Regions from separate parts of the Homo sapiens genome. Here region 1 is linked to region 2. A link is a contact called in ENCODE Hi-C or POLR2A ChIA-PET data. All regions are on one chromosome and are shown on one strand. The core of a region is the stretch at or near the end of the contact, and the rest is flanking DNA. Distances in the headings are between cores, read along the strand shown. Region 1 has its middle 18 kb from the start of GPR55. Region 2 holds the start of ARMC9 (armadillo repeat containing 9).

The links. A loop is a pair of places that touch in the nucleus more often than their neighbours do. ChIA-PET counts read pairs that join two places held with the same protein, here RNA polymerase II (POLR2A). Pooled maps may share reads with other maps.
Region 1: a loop to region 2 is called in a pooled map, with 3 times the contacts of the local background. The contact joins the enhancer-like site here to the promoter of ARMC9 in region 2. A Hi-C loop is called at or near these places in 1 of 37 single-sample maps with no recorded cell type and 2 of 50 pooled maps. POLR2A ChIA-PET finds 5 or more read pairs at or near these places in 2 of 52 experiments (WTC11 and activated T-cell).

What each region holds. Positions count from the first base shown.
Region 1 is chr2:230,940,565-230,946,434 of GRCh38, reverse strand. It overlaps a transcript of GPR55 not described here. Among named protein-coding and RNA genes, the nearest start is that of GPR55, 18 kb to the right of the region's middle. RefSeq lists enhancers at 2,327-2,546, 2,857-3,066, 3,997-4,046. Within about 2 kb of position 3,099, at least 2 of the 41 ENCODE cell types and tissues checked have a DNase peak (open chromatin) inside an H3K27ac peak, as active enhancers do.
Region 2 is chr2:231,197,127-231,203,016 of GRCh38, reverse strand. It overlaps ARMC9 (armadillo repeat containing 9), which reads right to left and starts at 4,386. Exons shown (of 25, transcript NM_001352754.2): 1 at 4,319-4,386. RefSeq lists a silencer at 4,241-4,580.

The DNA of each region.
Region 1 (5,870 bases), core at 1,850-4,349, 260 kb after region 2:
GATTAAATCAAGCTAATGAACACATCCATCGATCACACAGTTATCTTTTTTGTGTGTGTGTGGTGAGAACATTTCAAATTTACTCTTGTAGCAATTTCCAAGTTTACAATACAGAACTATTAACTACAGTCACCATGCTATTATATACAATAGATCTCCAGAACGTATTCCTCTTAACTGAAACACCTTTGACCAACATCTCCCCCTTCCACACCCTCCCTAGCCCTCCAGCCCCTGGCAACTCCCATCCTATTTCCTGCTTCTGTGAGTTTTGACTTCTTTAAATTCCACATATAAGTGAGGTCATGCAGTATGTGTCTTTCTGAGTCTGGCTTATTTCACTGAGCATGATGCCCTCTGGGTTCATTTATGTTGTCACAAATGACAAGATTCCCTTTTTTAATGGCTAAATAATATTTCATTGTGTATATGTTTTTAATCCATTCATCCACTGATGGACACTTAGGCTGTTTCCCTATCTTGGTTATTGTGAATAAAAAGGACACTTTTTAATGCAACTACCATGCCATTATCTTAGCTAACACAATTAAAAGTCAATCTGTAGACCGGGCGTGGTGGCTCAGCCCTGTAATCCCAGCACTTTGGGAGGCGAGGCGGACGGATCACGAGGTCAGTAGATCGAGACCATCCTGGCTAACACGGTGAAACCCCGTCTCTACAAAAAATACAAAAAGTGAACCAGGTGTGGTGGTACCTGCCTGTAGTCCCAGCTACTTGGGAGGCTGAGGAAGGAGAATGGCGTGAACCCGGGAGGTGGAGCTTGCAGTGAGCCGAGATAGTGCCACTGCACTCCAGCCTGGGCGACAGAGCGAGACTCCGTCTCAAAAACAACAACAACAACAAAAAGTGAATCTGTAATATCGTCCACCACGAAATCCATATTCAGATTCCTCCATTGTGTCAAAACTGTCTTTTTATGGCTGGTTTGTTCAAATCAGGGCTCAAATAAGGGCGCGGGTTGCATTCTTTCCAAGTCACCCCTTTTTTTTTCCCCTTTCCTTTTCATGTCATTGATTTGTTGGAAAAACTGGGTCATTGGGAGTGCATTCTCAATGCACAGCAAATAATTGGAATCCTCTATCCAGCGCTTGCCCTTGGAAAGGCCTCCATGCAGGAGGCAGCTGCCTCCCGGAACTCAGTCCTCTCTCAGCCTCTTTCCACCTCAAATCCCAACCACACACTCGCCACCCACGTCCCCGCTTCATTCTGGGAATTGCCTTTCCTCTCCCCCGCCGCCATCTTTTTGCGCAGATCACCTTAGCCTGTCTGTCTTCTGTAGTCTTCTATCTGCTTTGTCCACCACCAGAATTTGTTACTACCGAGGAGGGCCAGCAGACACAAATCCTTCCCCTAGAGGCTGGTGGGAGGAAGGAAGGCAGCTCCCAGCCCCGCAGTGAGGCTCCTGCTCCTGCTTCATGGAGGGCGATGTGCGGGAACCTTACCTGGTTCTTCCCCCGGCAGCGAGTGTGGGTGGCTGGGACAGCATCTACGTTCGTTGTCGCATCTGCAGGGCCTAGCGCAGCGCCTGGTATTTGCAGGGCATCAAGAATGATTCTTGGAGGGCTGAACAACCAGCATGAGGGCAGGCAATGGGCCTTCCTTGTCTTTGATACCGTGGCCAGGCCTGAAGAATCAGGATGAACAAGCGGAATGTGAATTTGTTATTTTTATTTTTAATTTTTCTGGTACATAGTAGGTGTCTGTATTTACGGGGTACATGAGATCAAAGTAAATTTGTGACAAAGCATTCAGTTATATTCTCTCCACTCCTGAAAGATTCTCTTCACCTTCAGTTAAAGCAAATCATGCTGTAGGACGTCACTGTTGAGTCATTCTCCGGGGGCTCCCAGAGACACGGCATTCTCGTTTTCACTCTGAGAATTAAATCTTGTGCCGGGTGTCACAGTCATCTCTGTTGTGGACATTTCCCTCTGAACTAACCAGCGATGGTTACTGGAAACCACGGCTCCTCCACCTCCCTCCACAGGCTTTCTCCCCTTCCCTTCCACACTTCTGGGGTTTGCCTGGGGATCCAAGTCTCTACACTGGTGAAGCAGGCACAGCTGTCAGGTCACAGACTCACGTGTGCAGGACCATAGCTTCTGGGTCATCAAGCTCATGGAAGCCCCCGGGACAGTCATGTGGGCACACGTTGGAGGGATGTGGATTTGCCCCTTTCCACACCACAGCTTTGCCCTGTCCAATGTCCAGTGGTGGGTAATTTCCTGGGAAGTCTCCTTGAGGTCCTCTCTGGGACCCGGCATCTGGGACCAAGATGCTGTTGTGTGTGTAATGAATGGCAGAAGGCATCTTCATGGAGAGGCTTCTCACTTCACTACTCTTGCTGGTCCTCCTCCTGGGCTAGGGCCAGGGAGAAGAGGGACAGCCCGAGGGCCCCTTCCTAAGACAGACCCTGTGTTAGGCCATTCTTATGTTGCTATAAAGAAATACCTGAGGCTGGATAATTTATAAAGAAAAGAGGTTTAATTGGCTCACTGTTCTGTAGACTTTATATGAAGTGTGGTGCCGGCATCTGCCCTGCTTCTGATGAGACCTTGCTTGCAATTTTGGCAGAAGGCGAAGAGGAAGCGGCATCTCACATGGCCAGAGTGGGAGCAGAGGAGGGGTGGGGAGGTGCCGCACACTTTCAAACAGCCAGATCTCGCAAGAAGGAACTCGCTGCTGAGAGGACAGCACCAAGGGGAGGGCGCAAGATCATTCATGGGAAATCCACCCCCATGATCCAACCCCCTCCACCAGGCCCCGCCTCCAGCACTGGGGATGACAGTTCAACATGAGATTTAGAGGGGACAACACCCAAACTCCATCAGACCCTGGACGGGGATAGCTCTTAGCTCTCCAGGCTCTTGCTCCGTGACCTACTCTGGCATTGTTGCCTCTCTTGCTTGGCCCCCCAGCTGGGGATGCCCGGAGACAAACATGGGCACTGCTGCTCCTGCCAGGAAATTCCTGAGCCCAGACATCTCTTAGCACCCATGCCCAGGGCTGGCTGGGCTTCTTGGCCCTCCACGGAGGGGCTGGCTAGTGGGAGAGGAGAGGAGGTGCACAGGAAGGAGGGGCTGCTCTGGAAGGCAATAGCCAGCCAAGCTCTCGGGCAGTCTGGGGGCGGGGAGCCAGCCAGGATGCTGTCCTGCTAACAGGGGATGGCTCCGGATGTAGATGGGCCTTGACCTGGCTCTAGTCCAAGCACTGCCCGGGATGGCCTCTGCTGGGGCCTCAGTTTCCACCTCTCTACAATGGGCACAGTTGTGCTACAGAGAGCGCTCTCTCTCTCCTCTCTCTCTCTTTCTCTCCTCTCTCTCTCTTTCTCTCCTCTCTCTCTCTTTTCTCTCTCCCTCCTCTCTCCTCTTCTCGTCTCTTCTCTCCTCTTCTCTTCTCTTCTCTTCTCTTCAGGTCACAAGGACAAATCCTAGGGGAACAGAAGCAGGATGGAACTCTGACTTCAGAGCCCCAGGGTCGTGCTCTCACTCTGTTCATTGGCAATGATGAAGGAAAAATTGGTCTGCTTTCACCCAGCTCTCCCTAGCCTGCCCCTTCTCCTGCCCCTTCCGTGTCTCTTCCCCCTTACCCCATTCTTGTGGATGGGGGTGGGGGTGGAGAGTGGGGGGTTCCTTCTTCTGGGTCTGGTGCCCACCCTCCCCATCGGGCCCTTCTCAAACAGCCAAGCTCCCATCTCCCACTGGCTGCCCCTGGCCTTTGGACCCTGCCACCCTGCAGCCCCCTGAAGTCCCTTCCCCCATGGCCCACCCTCCCTCTGCTCTTTTGGCTTGGCCTCCCTCTCTGCTCTTCACTCCTCCTGTGCCATTGACCTCCCTTTTGGCCTTTCTCTGGCCTCCAGCCACCAGGGCAGATGCTCTACTGCCCCCTGCCGCTCTCCCCCCACACCTGCCTCTTCCACCTGCCCTCCATTGGCCCTTCCTGCAAAACGTCCTGGGGGCCTGAGTGGGGAATGGAGGCTGGAGGGCAGTGGCTGGGTCCCTTGTGGGGTTGGTCTGGGACTCCTGCCCCTGAGGACTAAGTAATTCTCTCTCTCAGCTGCTCTGCTGGGGACACTCCCTGAGGGAGGCAGGGCCAGGAGGCCCGGCTGAGGCAGGAGAAGGAGGCAGAAGAAGGAGGCAGGCCCTTGCCTCTGTCCTGGGCCCCCTTTCTGTGATCTTCTGGCATTCTCAGGGGTCTGCCCAGCCCTGGAGTGTGAGTGTGGGGGTGGCCCCTCTGAACGTATTCTTGCTGTTCTGTTGGTTCTGACAGTGTCCTTCCTGCCCCTTCTGGTCTGTGTCACATTCACTTTAATCTCAAAATGTTTTCTGAAATTGCTCAGAAAAGAAAAGGCCCAGTATAGCCCCCATCACAGGGAGGGTAGCTCAGAGGGGGCCACTACCCCGGGCATCAGGCTCCCCTGCACTCTGGATCCCAGAATGTCCAGGACCCCTGGGCTGGAGAACAAAGGGCCATCTCTCAATGATCAGTCAATAACTCATCAAATATTTCTTAAAGAGAGCAGACAGGATCCCTTAGATCTTACAATGTAAGATGCAAATAGATATCAAACAAATACTTGAAATATTTTAATGTTTAAGATATTTAAAAAGCACAACTTTTGGAGGAAGATGAAGGCATGACATGAGCTGATAAAGGGGACCCCGAGTTGAGCTGGAGATCAGGGAAGGCCTCCCTGGGGGAGTGACGTTCAACCTGAGACCTGAAGGACAGGGAGTCACTGCGGATGTGACCCAGAGCCAGAGATGAGACTGGGACCTCATTTGTCCCTGAGCTTCCTCCAGCCACAGTCCAGCTCTGCTTGGTGACGGCATCGCAAATAGGAAAGTCACGAGGTGGTAGGTGGTGGTCCCAGGGAGGGAAGGCCAGGAGACCGAGTGTGGGAAGTGGTGGGCACACAGCTCACCATGGCAGAGGAGGCAGAAACACATGTGGCCATGGGAGAGCCCAGGTTGAGCGTCCTGGGTCTGGGAGCGGGGGCAGGCCCCCCAGGATACCACCCTGGGTTCAGGTTCAAATGCTATGCTCAGTCTGGGGGACTTCTGGTGCTTGTCTTTCTTCCAGCAAAGGGCCCTGCTCACTGTGGACTCTGGGCACTCAGAGGGCAGCTGCGCTGGCCACCAGCAGCCAGCCAGGTCAGGACCGCACTCCTGCAGCCTCCCTGGGAGTGGCCGTGGGCTCCTGTGGGGTGCTGGACAGAGCATCTAGAGGGTTCTCTCTGAGCCTGGAGGCACCCAGGCATCAGGCCCTCCAACCCCTTCTTTTCTTTTTTTTTTCTGGAGATGGAGTCTTGCTCTGTCGCCCGGGCTGGAGTGCAGTGGTGCCATCTTGGCTCACTGCAACCTCCGCCTCCTGGGTTCAAGCAATTCTCCTGCCTCAGACTCCTGAGTAGCTGGGACTACAAGTGCACACCGCCACGTCCGGCTAATTTTTTGTATTTTAATAGAGATGGGGTTTCACCGTATTGCCCAGGCTGGTCTAGAACTCCTGAGCTCAGGCAATCCACCCGCCTTGGCCTCCCAAATTGTTGGGATTACAGGCATGAGCCACCATGCCTGGTCTCCAACCCCTTCTTAATTCCTCCCTGCAGGCCCCGGTGCAGCCAGGGATACTCCCGTTTCCCACCCAGGGCAGGCAAGGAAAGCCTGGACTGGCCAGAAACGCAGGCAGCACTTTCATACTCTTCGACCTGCCCAGCTGGGGCGAGGCGGCCACCCAGCAGCAGCATGGGCCCCCAGGGAGGCAGGTGCTGTGAATCCTGGCCCAGTGACCCCTGAGAGCTCACAAACAGGGCACAGGGTGCTGCCCACTCTAAGGAGGCACAGTGTGGA
Region 2 (5,890 bases), core at 3,137-5,636:
GAGTTTATCAAAGGCTTGAACTGTTTCTGTGTCTCTCTGTTGTGCTTATCTGGGAGGGAGAGTTGTGTGTCTGTTCCTATACAACTTTCTGCAGCTGCAGGCATACCCCCCAAGTCTGCTTTTAGCTTCCCTTAGTGCACCTGAAGGGAACAGAATGTCCTTATTAAGGCCCACTGTTATACTGAGGCCCATTGTAAGAGGGTGAAGTTTGGCCGTTACCCAGGAAACAAACCTGTTGACTGTCAAGTCACCCTTCGTGTTTCTCTCCTCTTTCTTTAATTCTTACAGATATATGAGCCTGGAGTTTAAGGGAGAAGCAGGAACGGCATTCAGAGGGATAGCAGAGAATATGGGTGCTGAGCAAAGACACAGATTTAGTGATTAGAAGTGAAACAGGCTGGGTGCAGTGGCTCACACCTGTAATCTTGGCACTTTGGGACACCAAGGCAGGCAGATCACTTGAGCTCATGAGTTCGAGACCAGCCTGGGCAACGTGGTGAAACCTCATCTCTACAGAAATACAAAAATTAGCTGGGTGTGGTGGTGTGTGCCTGTAATCCCAGCTACTGGGGAGGATGAGACAGGAGGATCACTTGAACCAGGAAGGTCAAGGCTGTAGTGAGCCGGGATCACGCCATGGCACTCCAGCCTAGGTGACAAAGTAAGACCCTGTCTCAAAAAAAAAAAAAAAAAAAAAGTGAAACAAGAAACAAGATCAGCTGGGCACGGTGGCTCACGCCTGTAATCCCAGCACTTTGGGAGGCCAAGGCAGGCAGATCGCCTGATGCTGGGAGTTCAAGACCAGCCTGACCAGCATGGTAAAACCCCATCTCTACTAAAAATACAAAAATTAGCCGGGTGTGGTGGCAGGCACCTGTAATCCCAGCTACTCTGGAAGCTGAGGCAGGAGAATCGCTTGAACCCAGGAAGTGGAGGTTGCAATGAGCCGAGATCGTGCCATTGCACTCCATCCTGGGCAACAGAGTGAGACTCTGTCAAAAAAAAAAAAAAAAGAAAGAAAGAAAAAAGGTCATCGGCTGCAAGTAAGAAGCATGGTGACAGTTCGAAGAGAAGGGAGAGTGGGAACGGAAGGGAGGGTGGGAACCAAAGCGACTACAGCAACATGGCAGGGTTGCTGGTATTATAGTCCATTTAAGATCTCTGCACTTGAATCTAAAATGGAATCAGTCTGCACAGTTTTGCAGCTCTTCTCCAGGCACTTTCAGCTATCTGAGTTAGGTTAACCAATGTGAGAGGTTCTTCTAGAAGAGAGAGGAAAGGGAAAACAGTACAACCACGATGGGACACTGGAACTAATCAGGTTAAGAATGGGGGAGGGGAACACACATAAGGCGGCTGCAGAGCAGTGAGGAAGCAGTGGGGTCTGAGACCTGCTGAAGGAGGCACATTCCAGTGAGTGTGAAAGATGGAAAGGAGTGGGCAGAGAGTGGGACAGATGCCTGAAGGCAAGACTTTGAAGGTGACTAGTACTAAAAAGCTCCCGACCACGGGAGTGGGCAGATGAGGAGGATGGAGGAAAGAGACGCCTGCAAGTAAGGAGGATGAAGAAACTGGAGGGGCCAGGATGTGGAAACCCCCAAAAGTGAAGTAAAAGAGATGAAGGGATAGGCAGCCAGCCGGGTGCTGGAGGCTCCAAGGGAACTGGAGAGACTTGCCCTGGGAAGTGGCTACCTCAGGGAGGGCTGGCAAGGGGTATGGCATCTGCCATGTGCTTCAAAGGAGCTGGGGTTTGTGAAGGAGTGGGTAGTGATCTGGAAGCAGTAATGAGGAGCAGGGAGGACACCTCCCCATGCACCACACCAGCCCTGCCAGATGCAAAAGGGGAGAGAAGAAAGGCAGCTGCTCCTGGGGGACACCCACCTCTCCAGCCTTTTTCTGGACCATGCCTCCAATCCATCCACCTCCCCCTACCTGATCCCTCTCCTTGCTCCCTTCCACCAATCCCACACTGGACCCTGCCAACAGCGAACTCCTGGCCATTCCCCCATGCAACAAGCTCTTCCAGGATCCTAAGCCTGTGGTTGATGTATGCTCTGCCCCCCCAGGCAAACATGACTCATGATTCTAAGCCAAGCCAGATTTAATCTCTTTTCAAGAAGTCTTCCATGAAAAACCCCTCCCTTCTTTCCCTACCAAGGCTTTTTTTTTTTTTTCTTTTTCTGAGATGGAGTTTAGCTCTGTTGCCCAGGCTGGAGTGCAGTGGCGGGATCTCGGCTCACTGCAACCTCCACCTCCTGGGTTCAAGTGATTCTCCCACCTCAGCCTCCCAAGTAGCTGGGGTTATAGGCATGCGCCATGACGCCCAGCTAATTTTGTTGTTTTGAGATGGAGTTTCACTTTTGCCGCCCAGGCTGGAGTGCAAAGGTGCAATCTGGCTCACTGCAACCTCTGCCTCCCAGGTTCAAGTGATTCTCCTGCCTCAGCCTCCCAAGTATATGGGATTACAGGCGTCCGCCACCAACGCCCAGCTAATTTTTGTATTTTTAGTAGAGACAGGGTTTCACCAGGTTGGCCAGGCTGGTCTTGAACTCCTGACCTCAAGCGATTCACCCACCCAAAGTGCAGGGATTACAGGCATGAGCCACTGCACCTGGCACTTCTTATAACCCTGTTCACAAAGACAGGGAGCTGTATTTCAACTTCATATCCCCAGAACCTAACAGAGTGTCTAGTAAGCAAGAAAGGTACTCAAGGCATATAATGAATAAATGAAGCCGGAGCTGAGGGGATGTCATTTTAAAGGCCCTGGAACGGGAAAAGTGAGTTTCTGAGAATTTGAAACCTTGAGGCCAACCTCAAGGCCTTTGCGCATATTACTCTCTCCGCCTAGAACACTCTTCCCTCTCTTCACCTGGTTAACCACTGTGCCTAATAAACATCACCTCCTTAGAGTAGACCTCCCTAAGCCGTTTAAATAGTATCTGCTGTGATCAACTGTCATTGAATGTGAGTGCTGCTGGGTATCCTATTACTCAACATTCTTAGAAATTACAGAATTGGCCAGGCACAGTGGCTCACACCTGTAATCCCAACACTTTGGGAGGCTGAGGCAGGCGGATCACCTGAGGTCAGGAGTTCGAGACCAGCCTGATCAACATGGTGGAACCCCATCTCTACTAAAAATACAAAAATTAGCCGGGCGTGGTGGCGTCTGCACCTGTAATCCCAGCTACCAGGGAGGCTGAGGCAAGAGAATCGCTTGAACCCAGGAGGTGGAGGTTGCAGTGAGCCGAGATCATGCCACTCCACTCCAGCCTGAGCGACAGGGAAAGACTCCGTCTCAAAAAAAGGAAAAGAAAAAGAAATTACAGAATTTTCTCTAAACTTTTATATCATAATAGGTATCATTTATTGAAGGTATATGGTATGCCAGGCAATGTGCAAAATGTTTTACATTTAACCTTCATAGTAAACCTGACAGGTGAATATAGTTTATATTTTCCCATTCCAGATGAGGCAATTTGAGGCCCAGGAAGTCTGACACACTCCCAACAGCCACAGTAAGTGACTAAGCGGCTGAAAAGAACCACTACACAGTATTTCCCAAAGTCTGGACCACCTAAATCAGAATCAGCTGGCACGCTTGTGCAAATGAAAATTCCTGCCTCCACCCTGGTCTTACTGAACACCGTGGCAGGCACCATGCCCAGAAATCTGCCTTTTAAACAAGCTCCCTGAGTGACTTTTACACACTCTCAAGTTTGAGAACCAGTGCTCTCCTTTATGCGGAAACTAAGAAAAACTTTTCCAGTTACATTTGGGGATTGCAGCGGCAGCTTTTGAATTCCTATATAAGAAAGATTTAGGGCCCACAAACGGGTGGGATTATGGGATTTGTATGGAAGCCGAATCTGCATAGCACGCATCCTGTTTTTCCTAAGATTAGGTGAAGTCTGGACTTCAACTGGGTGCCTCAGGAACGCGGCTAGCAGATGGAGATTATCAGGGGGATCTAAATCCCGGATAACCCGCTCGCGCCGCCACCACCAGCTGGATGGCTTGAGGGACCCCCTCCAAGTATGGCCCACTGCAGCAAAGATCAGGGACTACTTGCGGGAAGCAGCTGGGCCTGTCCTTTCTTGGGATGTCCAGGCGGCCGCCTCGGCCCTTGCCGAAGAAAGATCCCTGGACCGCAGGCGAGAAGTGGTAGCATCCGGCGGCGGCGGAGCGGGCGCGTCGGGTTTTTCCTCGGAACAAGAGGTCCGCAGAGCCTCGGCCCTCCAAACGCACCGCTGCTCCTCCCAGCACCAGGACGGCGGGCGGAGGGTGGCCCGGCTGCATCCGGGGACGCGCTTACCTGCTGCTCGGCCGCGGACACTCGCGCTATCCCAGCCCGGCCGCCACCTCCGCAGCCGTCACCCGGGCAACCGCCGCCGCCACCCCGGCGTCACGTGGGGGCGGCGCAGCCAATCGCGCGGGGCGCCGCCGACGCGGAGCAGCCTGGGAGGGAAGGTGGGCGACCCCGAAACTTCCTGGCGGCGGAAGTGAGGGTCCACAGCCCAGCAGTGGTGAAGGTTCACGCGCTGGATGACCGCGTCTTCTGTGGTCCTCTCCACCACTCCACTTTCGTTCGTTCATTCATTCGTTCATTTCCCTTTCGTTGCGCCAGTCGCTGCGCCGGCTCTCGGGATGAGCCGGAGCAGGCTCAACCCCTTGTCTCAAGGAGCTCGTGGTCGCGTAGAGAACACAAACTAGGACAGTGTGGTGTCCGTGGGGAAAGAGTCAGGCATGGTTATTCCCATCTTAAAGGAGGGACCTGGGGCCACCTTAGAACCAAAAGTGACGCCCAAGATGTGCATTAAAGCTCCGGGGACCAGGGTCCCGCCCCACTGCAGCGGTTTCCAAGGATTTCAGAGAAACTTTTTGTTTTCCATGTCAAATGTGGGCTATTAAAAATAAATCAGGAGCACACGTCTTCCCTCTCTTTGCACCTGATGCTTTTGAACTGAAGTTCATCAGCACTGAATGAGCACTTGCTAGTCACCCAACTTTGTGCTGGAGGGTGAAGAGATGGCCATGGATAGAAAATCCCTCCCCTCCAGGCGTTGAGATTCCGTGGGAGTCTCTCGTTGCCACCTCAGTGTTTCCACCTCCATGCTTCCAAGAAGGAGGAGGCTACCAGGGCCAGAGACAGGGAATGGGGCACGGAGAAGGTAGGTCAGCTCGCCTTTGAAGAAGCCCTAAGATGGGCTGTGGCCACCACTTCCCCAGTCCCCAACCCTGCCAGTGGATTGTCTTCCAAAAGAAAAAAAGCTGTATTTAGTAGAAGAGAGCCCTATCTTCTGTCCAGGTAATATGGATTGAAAATAAATCTTCAATCCATGGCCATAATATTTATCGTCAACACAACTGTATGCCGGGAGATGCCAGACAAAATATAGAACACACAGTTAAATGTAAATTTTAGATAATGTTTTAGTGTAAGTAAATCCCAAAAACTGCTTCATTTTATTGTGCATGTAGGATGTTATATTGTTCTGTATTTTTGTTTGCAAAACGTGCAGCCTATATGTGTGCCCAGCATTGTGCTAAGTGAATCATATAGATTGTTTTCTTTAGTTCTCACACCAGGCCCGGCACGGTGGCTCACACCTGTAATCCCAGCACTTGGGAGGCCAAGGCAGATGGATCACCTAAGGTCACAAGTTTCAGACCAGCCTGGCCAACATGGTGAAACCTGTCTCTACTAAAAATACAAAAATTAGCTGGGCGTATTGGCATGTGCCTGTAGTCCCAGCCACTCGGGAAGCTGAGGCAGGAGAATCCTTGAACCCGGAAGATGGAGGTTTCAGTGAGCCGAGATCACGCCACTGTACTCCAGCCTGGGCAACAGAGTGAGACTCTGTCTCAAAAAAAAAAAAGTTTTTAA